2 separate regions of the Homo sapiens genome follow, and region 1 is linked to region 2. The links are chromatin loops, found by intact Hi-C in ENCODE. Cell type or tissue: dorsolateral prefrontal cortex. All regions are shown on one strand. Each heading gives the region's core, and the rest is flanking DNA. Links, peaks and the distances in the headings are about the cores only. Region 1 has its middle 79 kb from the start of RCHY1. Region 2 has its middle 9.3 kb from the start of LINC02483.

Region 1 (5,382 bases), core at 227-5,226, 90 kb after region 2:
TCTCTATTCAATATGTAAAGCCACACAGGGCAAAATCGTGATTATAACACACTAGTTAGAAACAGTCGCTTGACAAACATCGCAATTCAATTCACAACTATAAGTGCTGAGAAATAGAACTAGGGTACTGGGGACTGTGCACATAAAATGAATAATCAGATAGCTAATAATCTATTGGCCCTCTATGCTGTTCCATTCCTTTCTCTGTTCTCCCTCACGGCTGGAATCTTGGGAACTTAATGTCACGTACTCAATTGCCAGCCAGGCACTGGATGTGGTTTATTTTACAACAATCAGATATGCATGCTCACACAAGACTTAGAAGGCAGAAAAAGGGTAGAATTACTCTTCTTCCTCTGCTAGCTTTAACAGATATGTGTGCTTCAGATACTTGGAGGGGCAGGGAGTCACATACAGCTTCCATGTTCCCTTGAAATTCACCCTTTTAGAACTGCAGAAGAGCTATGAGGCCAGCAGGGGTCTCCTACTGGTTCCTGACCTCCCAGTGGTAATCAGTAGTGGTATCAGTATCTGGCTCCCTGGATGAACCAACCCTAGCTGTAGTTGTCCTCTTGACTTTTGCTCCTTCAGCCCTCTCAGTGATATTTGTAGGCACCTTGTGCCCCTATTAAATCTTGTTCTGTTTGAAATACCTAGAATGATTTATGTTTTCCTGATTGCACCCTGATTAATAATACTGCTTTTCTCTGAAAATTGACCGTGATCCCTTAATCTAACCGATGCCTCTGAGAGATGCAGGTAGTAAAATATAAGGAATTGACTTTAGAAATTTTAACTCATTGGCAAAGTTTAATTTCAACAATAGTAACCACAATGAAAAGCAGAAGTCTTTTTTTTTTTTTTTTTTTTGACTGAGTTTCACTCTTGTTGCCCAGGCTGGAGTGCAATGGCACAATCTTGGCTCACTGTGACCTCCACCTCCCGGGTTCAAGTGATTCTCCTGCCTCACCCTCCCAAGTAGCTGGGATCACAGGCATGCACCACCATGCCCAGCTAATGTTGTTTTTTGTTTGTTTGTTTTTTTAGTAGAGATGGGCTTTCTCCATGCTGGGCAGGCCAGTCTTGAACTCCTGGCCTCAGATGACCTGCCAGCCTCAGCCTCCCAAAGTGCTGGAGTTACAGGCGTGAGCCACCGCACCCAGCCATCACTGCTGTTTCTAAGTGGCAAAGTAAATAACTTTTTATAATGAGACCCTTTTTCCATGGATCTCTCCCTCTCTCTAGAGTCAACCTAAAACCATCTAACACAAAAATCCATGCCCTTAACCATGAGATTGTATCTACCACATTATAGTACTATTGAGAAACTCTGTGATCCATTGGGGAGCTAGCCTTGGGCCACGTCAATACCTGGGCTCAGACTCCAGCGTCAGTGCCACTACTGTGGAGGGATGCCACAGCCCACGTATACCCTATTGAAAATCTTGCTTCCTTGACCACAGAAGACATTAGTCGTGAGGTAATATGATCATTCCCATTTCTGGGAACAGAGAGGCTGGTGTTGAAAGAATCTATGTGCTGAAAATAAGGCTGAAAGGTTGATTCTAAGGTGGATCAACTTAGAGTGAAATGAACACCCATTAAGTGTAAATTCCCAGCAGTCATTTTGAAAAACGACACAGCACAGGAAGATTTTGTTTCCATCCAATTTAGCAAAGTTTACCTTAAAATAGCCAAAGATTCCCACTTACCCAGGAAAAAGTCCAGGGGTAGATCCCTTCTCTAGAGATCTGGATGAGCAGAGATGCAACTCCTATCTCACTAGGCTCTTCTGCTAATGAGATACAACGCAGATGGATACAGCAGCTGGGACTAGAACAGAGTGTTCTTTGAGGATTTGGGCTTTGTGTTTCCACAGCAACATCATACCTGGAGAAAAACAGCCTTGTGATGAAGCCCAGCATGTCTGTCTCCATAACGACAAGATCATGGCAACTTGGCTGTGAATCCTCCCTCTACCTCCTCATCAGTGACCACAGTAACAATGCCAAACACCTTTACTCCAGGCCCAGATGGTTTCACTGGAGAATTTTAACAAATGTTTAAAGCAAAATTAACACCAATGGTACACAATCTCTTGCAGTATATAGAAGAGGATTATAACTTCTCAATTCATTTTAGGAAGCATATACTACCCTGATACCAAAACCAGACAAAGACAGCACAAAGAAAACCTAGACATCAATATTCCTCATGAATACAAACACAATAATAACAAAATATTAGCAAATTGAATTCAGCACACATAAAAATAACCAAAGCTATGCTAAGTGGATTTTCTTTTAGATATACAAGACTGATCCAATATTTAAAACTCAAGTGATGTAATCCAATATATTAATAAGCTAAAGAAGAAAAATCACATCATTATATCAATTCATGCATAAAAATTTGATGAAATTAAACAACTATTCATGATTTTTTAAAACTCCCCAAAAAATAGAGGGGAAATTCCCCTTAACTTGATAAAGAGCATCTACCTGCAAAGGACCCTACACGAACCTTATACTTAAAAGTTGACAGACTAAATGCTTTCACTGAAGATCTCAGGAGCGAGTCAAGAATGCCACTCATGGAGAAAATTAGAAAAATGGCAGATAGGAGCCAGTACTAACTTGCAGCTCTCACTTGAATGGACAGAGCAGTATGTGGACACTCACATCATGAAGCTTTGCTCCAAGAACTACTGCAGAAACACATTAGGCAAGCCAAGCGAATCCACAGACCCTTCGAAGGAAGCAGCTTGCTGCTGCAGGCTCTGAGACAGCTGAAAAACTGTGAGTTCCCAAAGTATGAAAAGAGGAAAAATCCACCCTCGAAGACACATCTTTACTGGGGACCCTGAAGGTTCAGATCATGGATGAAGGATTTGACCTTACCTGGAACTGAAATGAATTTAGAGAGTCAAACAAAATATGGGGATACAGGAAGCAGCGGAAAGAGCCCTCTTGGTCCCCAGAGAAGACATTTCTGATTTCATCTCGCAGAGGGGTTTGGGGAGGGCTCCCAATGGAATTGAGGAAAGATCACAGGAAGAAGGAAACTTCCAGCTTAATTTTGTAACAATTTCAACTGAAAGTGAGGTTTCCTGGACAGAACTTGGGGAAAGGGTCAAACAGGGAGCACAGATAGAAGCACAGAAGCTGCAGCAGGCAGGGAGGCATGAAACCTGAAAGCCCTGCTTGCTTTCCCAGCAGGGAGGCTTGTAGCCTGGGGCAGGTTCTCAGCCTTGCTCCCCAGCTGCCTCAAAATAAGCTCGGTGCTGTTGGGGGTGCATGGTGGGAGTAAGACTTGCCTTTCGGGTGGCAAGAAAGCTGGGTGAGGCCTGTAACTGCTGGCTTTCCCCCACTTCCCTGATGACCCATATGACACAGCAGAGGCACCCATAATCCCCCTAGGAACGTAACTGCATTGGCCTGTGAACCACACCCCGATCCCCACCAGCAGCCACAGCAAGCCCTACCCAAAGAGAGTCTGAACTCAGACACACCTAAACTTGCCCCCATCTGATGGTCTTTCTCTACCCACACTGGTAGCAAAAGGCAAAGGACATAAGCTCTTGGGAGCTCTAGGGCCCCACCCACCATCTGAGAAACCCGAATACTTATCTAGGTGACCCTAGGGTAAGCTTGTATCCTCTCTATACTACTGCAACTGATGCTGTCTTGAAAGCACCACCTCCTGGCTGGAGGCCAACCAGAACAAGACCAGTACACTAACAAAAACTACAACCAAGGACCCTCACAGAGTCCACTTCACTCCCCTGGTACCTCCACCAGAATAGGTGCTGGTATCCATGGCTGAGAGACCTACAAATGGGTCACATCACACGACTCTGTGCAGACACTTCCCAATACCAGCCTGGAGCCCAGTAGCTCAACTGGGTGGATAAACCCAGAAGAGAAATAAAAATCTCTGCAGTTCAGGTCTCAGGAAGCCTCATCCCCAGATGGAAGGGAGAGCACCACATAAAGGGAGCACCCCATGGGACCAAAAAATATGAACAGCAGCCAAATCCCAGGTCTTCCCTCTGACGTCCACCCAAATGAGAAAGAACCAGAAAAACAATTCTGGTAATATGACAAAACGAGGTTTTTTTAACACTTCCAAAAGATCACACTAGCTCACCAGCATTGGATCCAAACCAAGATGAAATATCTGGATTGCCAGAAAAAAGAATTCAGAAGGTCAATTATTAAGCTAATCAAGGAGGCACCAGAGAAAGATGAAGTCCAACTTAATGAAATCAAAAAAACAATAAAGGATATGAATGGAAAAATCTCCAGTGAAATAGACAGCCTAAATAAAACACAATCACAACTTCTGGAAATGAAGGACACACTTAGAGAATTGCAAAATGCACTGGAAAGTCTCAGCAATAGAACCAAACAAGTAAAAGCAAGAACTTCAGATCTCAAAGACAGGGCTTTAGAATTAACCCAATCTGACAAAGACACAGAAAAAAAGAATTTTAAAAATGAACAATGACTCCAGGAAGTTTGGGATTATATTAAATGAATAAACCTAAGAATAATTAGTGTTCCTGAGGAAGAAGAGAAATCTAAAAGTTTGGAGAACATATTTGAGGGAACAATCAAGGAAAACTCCCCTGGCCTTGCTAGAGATCTGGACATCCAAGTATAGGAAGCTCAAAGAACACCCGGGAAATTCATCACAAAAAGATCATCATCTAGGCACATAGTCATCAAGTTATGTAAAGTCAAGACACAGGAAGGAATCTTAAGAGCTATGAGGCAAAAGCATCAGGCAAACTATAAAGGAAAACCTATCAGATTAAAAGCAGATTTCTCAGCAGAAATCCTACAAGCTAGAAGAGATTGGGGTCCTATTGTTAGCTTCCTTAAACAAAACAATTATCAGCTGAGAATTTTGTATCCAGCAAAATTAAGCTTCATATATGAAGGAGCGATAAAGGGCTTTTGGACAAACAAATGCTGAGAGAATTCACCACCACCAAGCCAGCACTACAATAACTGCTAAAAGGAGTTCTAAATCTTGCAACAAATCCTTGAAAAACACCAAAATAGAACCTCCTTAAAGCATAACTCTCACAGGACCTATAAAACAATAACATAATGAAAAAAGACAAGGTATTCAGGCAAAAACTCAATACTAACATTGAATGTAAATGGCCTAAATGTTCCACTTAAAAGATACAGAATGGCTGAATGGATAAGAATTTACCAACCAAGTGTCTGCTGCCTTCAAGACACTCACCTGACACATAAGGACTCATATAAAATTAATGTAATGGCATGGAAGAAGACATTCCATGGAAATGGACACCAAAAGTGAGGAGTAGTTATTCTTGTAAACTAAAAGTGAGGAGGAGTAGTTATT
Region 2 (5,382 bases), core at 299-5,298:
ACGAATAGTGTCACAATAAACATGAGTGTGCATGTGTCTTTATAGCAGCATGATTTATAATCCTTTGGGTATATACCCAGCAATGAGATGGCTGGGTCAAATGGTATTTCTGGTTCTAGATCCTTGAGGAATCACCACACTGTCTTCCACAATGGTTAAACTAATTTACACTCCCACCAACAGTGTAAAAGCATTCCTATTTCTCCATATCCTCTCCAGCATCTATTGTTTCCTGACTTTTTAATGATCGCCATTCTAACTGGCGTGAGATGGTATCTCACTGTGGTTTTGATTTGCATTTCTCTGATGACCAGTGATGATGAGCATTTTTTCATATGTCTGTTGGCTGCATAAATGTGAGAAGACATCTTGAATATGCCAATCCTAGTTGAGCTCTCAGCTAAATGTAGCTGCACAAGTGTTCTCAGCTGCATCACATCATGGAGCAAAAGAACAGCCCAGCTGACCCTGGTTAACCCACAGAATCATGAGAAATAATAAAGCATTGTTTTAATACACCAAATTTTAGGAAGGTTTACAACACAGAACTGGTGTCTGAGACAATGAGTATACATAGAGTTTCTATGGTTCTTGTCATCTTTTTTCTGCAGTTTTCTCAAAAGGAATGTTATTACACTTTAGGAAGAACAATTCCTCATTTGTGAGAAAGCCTCATGTTTTGCAGTACACTCAGCATCACTGGTCTTGCCTGCTATATTCCAGTAGTGCTCTGCAGTCACTGAAAGAATCAAAGACATCACCCCCACAGGCCTAAAATTCCCTGTTGTTAGCGAAACCCAAACAGAGCAATTACTTCTGGGAAGGTGAGTACTTCAGAGGTTAGATTCACTAATTATAAGGCAGGAATTACATTCTATCTGTATGTCCTGATTATTATGATTTGAAATACCTCTTTCCCTGGAACTTCATGCTGCCTTCAAAGAAGTGGGCTGTATTAGGCCATACCTAAAGTGAGTTTACAATGTCCATAAAATTATATCATGCTATTTGATAGTAAGCAATGCAACCAGATGTGATAAATATGGGTGGATTTGATCTTGAAAGGTCTCCAAAGAAAACTATCATCTACCACTAAGTTCAATTTATGTCAAAAACGTTAACATTCATCCTCTAATTTGCCTCATTTATTTAGTGCTTTTGGAATCTGGAGAAAATAAATAAATGAACATTATTGTTGGCTGCATGATCATCTTTGTCCTTTCCCTTGGTGGATCCTTGTAATGGAAGCGCCTGCATTTAACAGATCGACAACAAAAGACAGGGTATTATGAAATGAAACTTCTCTAAGATAAATATTACTTTCCAGGAAGCAGAGGACTTGAGAAGTGACCTGCTAAAAGAGAGTTGTCATTAATCATAAAGATCTCTGTTCTTTGTAAACACCAGGAAGGACTACAACCTTATCTGTTAATTTCACCACAGTGGGATTTCAAAGTTTATGTTTTTGTTTTTGTTTTTTTTTCCTGGAGAGTTTCACATTTCCAAGGTCAACTTCAAGGGCAAGCTTTTATTCAGTCAGTCTGAAGCATCAGCACTCCCATTTTAATAAGATATAAAATATTCTTTCTACCCAATTCTTTTTTTTTTTTTTTTTTTGAGATGGAGTCTCTGTCTGTCACCCAGGCTGGAGTGCAGTGGCGTGATCTCAGCTCACTGCAACCTCTGCCTCCTAGGTTCAAGAGATTCTCCTGCCTCAGCCTCCCAAGTAGCTGGAACTACGGGTGTGTGCCACCAAGCCCGGCTAATTTTTTGTATTTTTAGTAGAGACGGGGTTTCACCGTGTTAGCCAGGATGGTCTCAATCTCCTGACCTCGAGATCTGCCCACGTCGGCCTCCCAAAGTGCTGGGATCACAGGCGTGAGCCACCTGCGCCAGGTCTCTAACCCATTCTTTTACCCACACCCACTCCCTCTTTCTTATTTCTACCAGTTTGCAAACTCAGGTTCCTGCTGAATTATTAGTTAAAATGGGAATGTGAATTTATTTGAGCATGTCTCTGTCAGTTTGGCTCTGAGCAAAAGGTGCTAGTTTTCTGGACTGGCACACAGTATCCAAAGATGACATTGGGTGCTAAATTAGAATTTTGAACTAAGCTTCCAAAAATAACAAAATTATACTGTAAGTCCTTACATTTTCCTTACTCCAGATTGTACAGATTCCCTAGTGATCTTAGGGAAGTTAAAGAAAGAAGCAATTAGATCATTAGAAAAAATATAAAGTATTATACAAGAATATAATGGCATCTGTCTTTCTGACAGAACTATTTTTACATGGTACTACATATACAGGTTGTACAAGTGAAAGAAGCAACAGGTAGGAGTCCTCAATTTTGAAAACTAAATGCTATTTTAAGGAAAAAGAGAGAAAGAGGGAGGAGAAAAACTAAATACCCAATCTGCTAAAATTTAATCTTAAAATATATTCCTTAGAAAAGTACATTTGTTAGAATTCAAGTAGGTGACAATATGTTACTTTTTATCTTGGTCTGGTTTAGAAAAATCCTCTCCTTCATAAATAAATAGTACGTTTATACTGCTAGTATATTTTAATAGTTAACATTTGAAGTGCATATAACATTTATTTTAATAAAATTTGGTATTTTGGAAACAAGAAAAGAAAAACGTTCTTCACTATGTGATAGCCTATACTTCAAATAAAGTATCTACAGTGGTATTTCCTTCTTCAAAGAAATAAACTTTTCTGTCCACTGTATAATCTAAGGAACATTACAGCAAATGTGCAGCTTAAACTGATAAAATATATGTCTCTTAACCTGCCAAAAGTTGGGAAAAAAGTAAACTTAAATTAACAAATCACGGTTCTTAGATTCGCCCATGTCTCCATAGCTGTCAAGTGATGGAGAGAGACTAAAGTCCAAGTCTATCTTAATCCGAAGCCCAAGTTCTCTCCACGCTACCACACTGTCTCTTCATTTTTTCTTTATGAGTTTTCATGTGAGTCATGCATATGTCTCAAATAAATAAATGTTCTTATCTGGGCTGAATCCCCATGAGATTGTTGTTTTATTTTTAGGAATGTGCTAATGTCCTTAGCGTCAACCAAGCTCATTTCTGTTTATCTTGGTCATAAAATATGCCTCAATTTGTAATAAAATACCAAGAGAGGGGAAAAGAAAAGACCACCAGAGAAACTGAGAGAAATTTGAAGCAAACAGGAAAAAAAAAAGCAAAAAGTAAGTGAAGCATGATGCAAAAGAGATTTTCAAAAAGAAGAAAAAGAAGAAGAGATAAACTGAAAAAATCTTGAAAATAAAAAATACAAAGAAGATCTGGGGACTTCATCCCAGTGGTGGCAGACTGGGTAATTTGTGCCAACTCTCTTGCTGAAGGAAATGAAAATATCTGGGCAAACTATAAAAATCATTTTCTTTGAAGTATCACAAAGCTAAAAAGAGAGTGTGGAGTTACTGGGCCAAGATCTACAAAAAAATAGAAATCTAAAAATGTGATTCTGGCAACTTACCACAGGCATGTGGGCCTATCTTGAAGAGGCAGCCAATAGACTGAGCCATGCTTCGAATATCTTCACAGGGACAGGGAGACAAAATATGCAGTATCTCTGATAGGGAAACTTATAAAATTTCATTAAAAGACATTAGAAGAGACCTAAGTAAATGGAGCGATATACTATGCTCATGGATTAAAAGACTCACTATTGTATTGATGCCCCAAGAAACAAATAAGCCAATGGGACAGAGTAGAAAGACTAGATGCAGGTTGATTGATAAATGAGCACTTGGTATATTTTAGATATGATACTCATAAGAATAAGGAGAAGATAGTTGTGATAATTGGATATTCCTGTGAGGAAAAAATAAAACTTGACTTCCAACCTCACTCTCTATCACTGCCCACACTGCTTCCCCATACTACCCCCATATACACACTAGAAAAACTCTTTCATTTATACATTAAGGATGCATGACATAAGAATGTTCATATGCTATGTGTAATAGTACAGTTTAAAAAATTGAAACAACACATTTATAATGAGTAGAGTGAATCAGTAAACTGTGGAATGTTTATACAATAAAATACTATAGTGCAATAAGATTGAATGCTACAATATAGTTAAATCTGAGAAACATAATATTAAAAAATTCAGTTACAGAAAAACAAAAGTATGATTCTCTTTATACAAAATTGAAAACTAAAAATATATTGTCCAGCAATTCAAACACACTAGGTCATATGACTATAAAGAATGTAAAAGAACTGGTGAATATAAAGTACAGAAGAGACGATATCTCTAGGATAAAAGGATGGGACAAGGGAGGGAATGCAAGAAAGGGACTTAATAATGGTGTGTTGTTCTTTTTCTTAAATTGGATGGTAGGTAATTGATGTTTCTTGTATTTTGATTACTTATGCCTTACATATATTTCATGAGCATTCGTTTGTATTTACTCAAGAGTTAATAGAAATGTCGCATTGGCCCATTGCTAAAGGGCCAAGCTTGAATTCAATCTTCATGAGGAGGTCAAAACCAAAGCTAAAGGTCACCATCACGTAACAAATTTTTTGAGACTAGGAAAAATCTGAAATTTTCTCCACAAAATAAATTGAATCATCACTTCAACTTGATTCCTTAAAATATTGCTTCTTAAATGCTTAAAGTTGACATCATAGTACAGAAATAGTAAGTTCTCAGCTCTGTTGATTATCAGATTGCCCTTATGGTTAGTGTACTACATATTTAAAAAGCCAAGTAGACCCTCAGTTTCAACTGAAGTTAGAAAAAGAGGAAGATTTTTTTTTTTTGCCAACTCTAATCAGAATAGGCTATTGCTGGTAGTGATGTTGCCCTTCCACTCTAGTTAAACAACCGGATTAAAGTCTTGTCTCATTTCCACCTTCTGGAGTTAAATCTTTGGTCAACAGTGATTATACAATTTCACTGAAGCAACTTCACAAACAGAATCTCTGTGCATTGCTTGAAGATGATGCTTTTTTAACATTTTCAGGAGAATCAAATTTTTTTGCTCTCACTTATATTTTTATTTTTAATATTATGCATGAACTTACTACTTTAATTTACCCTTAAATCTTTGATCTTGAAACGTGGCAATAGAACATCATGACTGAATTGCAAGATAAAAAAATAGTCTCTAAATTTCCATTTGCACCTTAGCTTTCATTGGATGCACAGCAATTTCAGCATCTTCCCTCGAGCTGAATAAGAAATGAATTTTTATAGCATGTATCATGCAAGAAATATTTGCACTTTCAAGCACATCAGTTAGGTTACTTCTTCAGCAGGTTCCAGCAAGTGAGCTATTTTGTCTGCAAAAAAAAAAAAAAGTGATTGTAAGTCCCGCTTTTTGGTATTGTTACGTGTTCA

Evidence for each region. Peaks named below come from ENCODE experiments on the same cell type or tissue, not always from the same donor. Only the 100,000 strongest peaks of a DNase experiment are listed, where the experiment ranks them.
Region 1: a loop joins it to region 2, with 2.5 times the contacts of the local background. A loop is called at or near these places in 1 of 110 quality-filtered maps.

Annotation. Positions count from the first base shown.
Region 1 is chr4:75,432,406-75,437,787 of GRCh38, forward strand. No RefSeq gene overlaps it. Among named protein-coding and RNA genes, the nearest start is that of RCHY1, 79 kb to the right of the region's middle. In dorsolateral prefrontal cortex, for the core only: no CTCF peak of the experiment used is centred there; no DNase peak of the experiment used is centred there; H3K27ac peaks cover 649 bases.
Region 2 is chr4:75,342,130-75,347,511 of GRCh38, forward strand. No RefSeq gene overlaps it. Among named protein-coding and RNA genes, the nearest start is that of LINC02483, 9.3 kb to the right of the region's middle. In dorsolateral prefrontal cortex, for the core only: no CTCF peak of the experiment used is centred there; no DNase peak of the experiment used is centred there.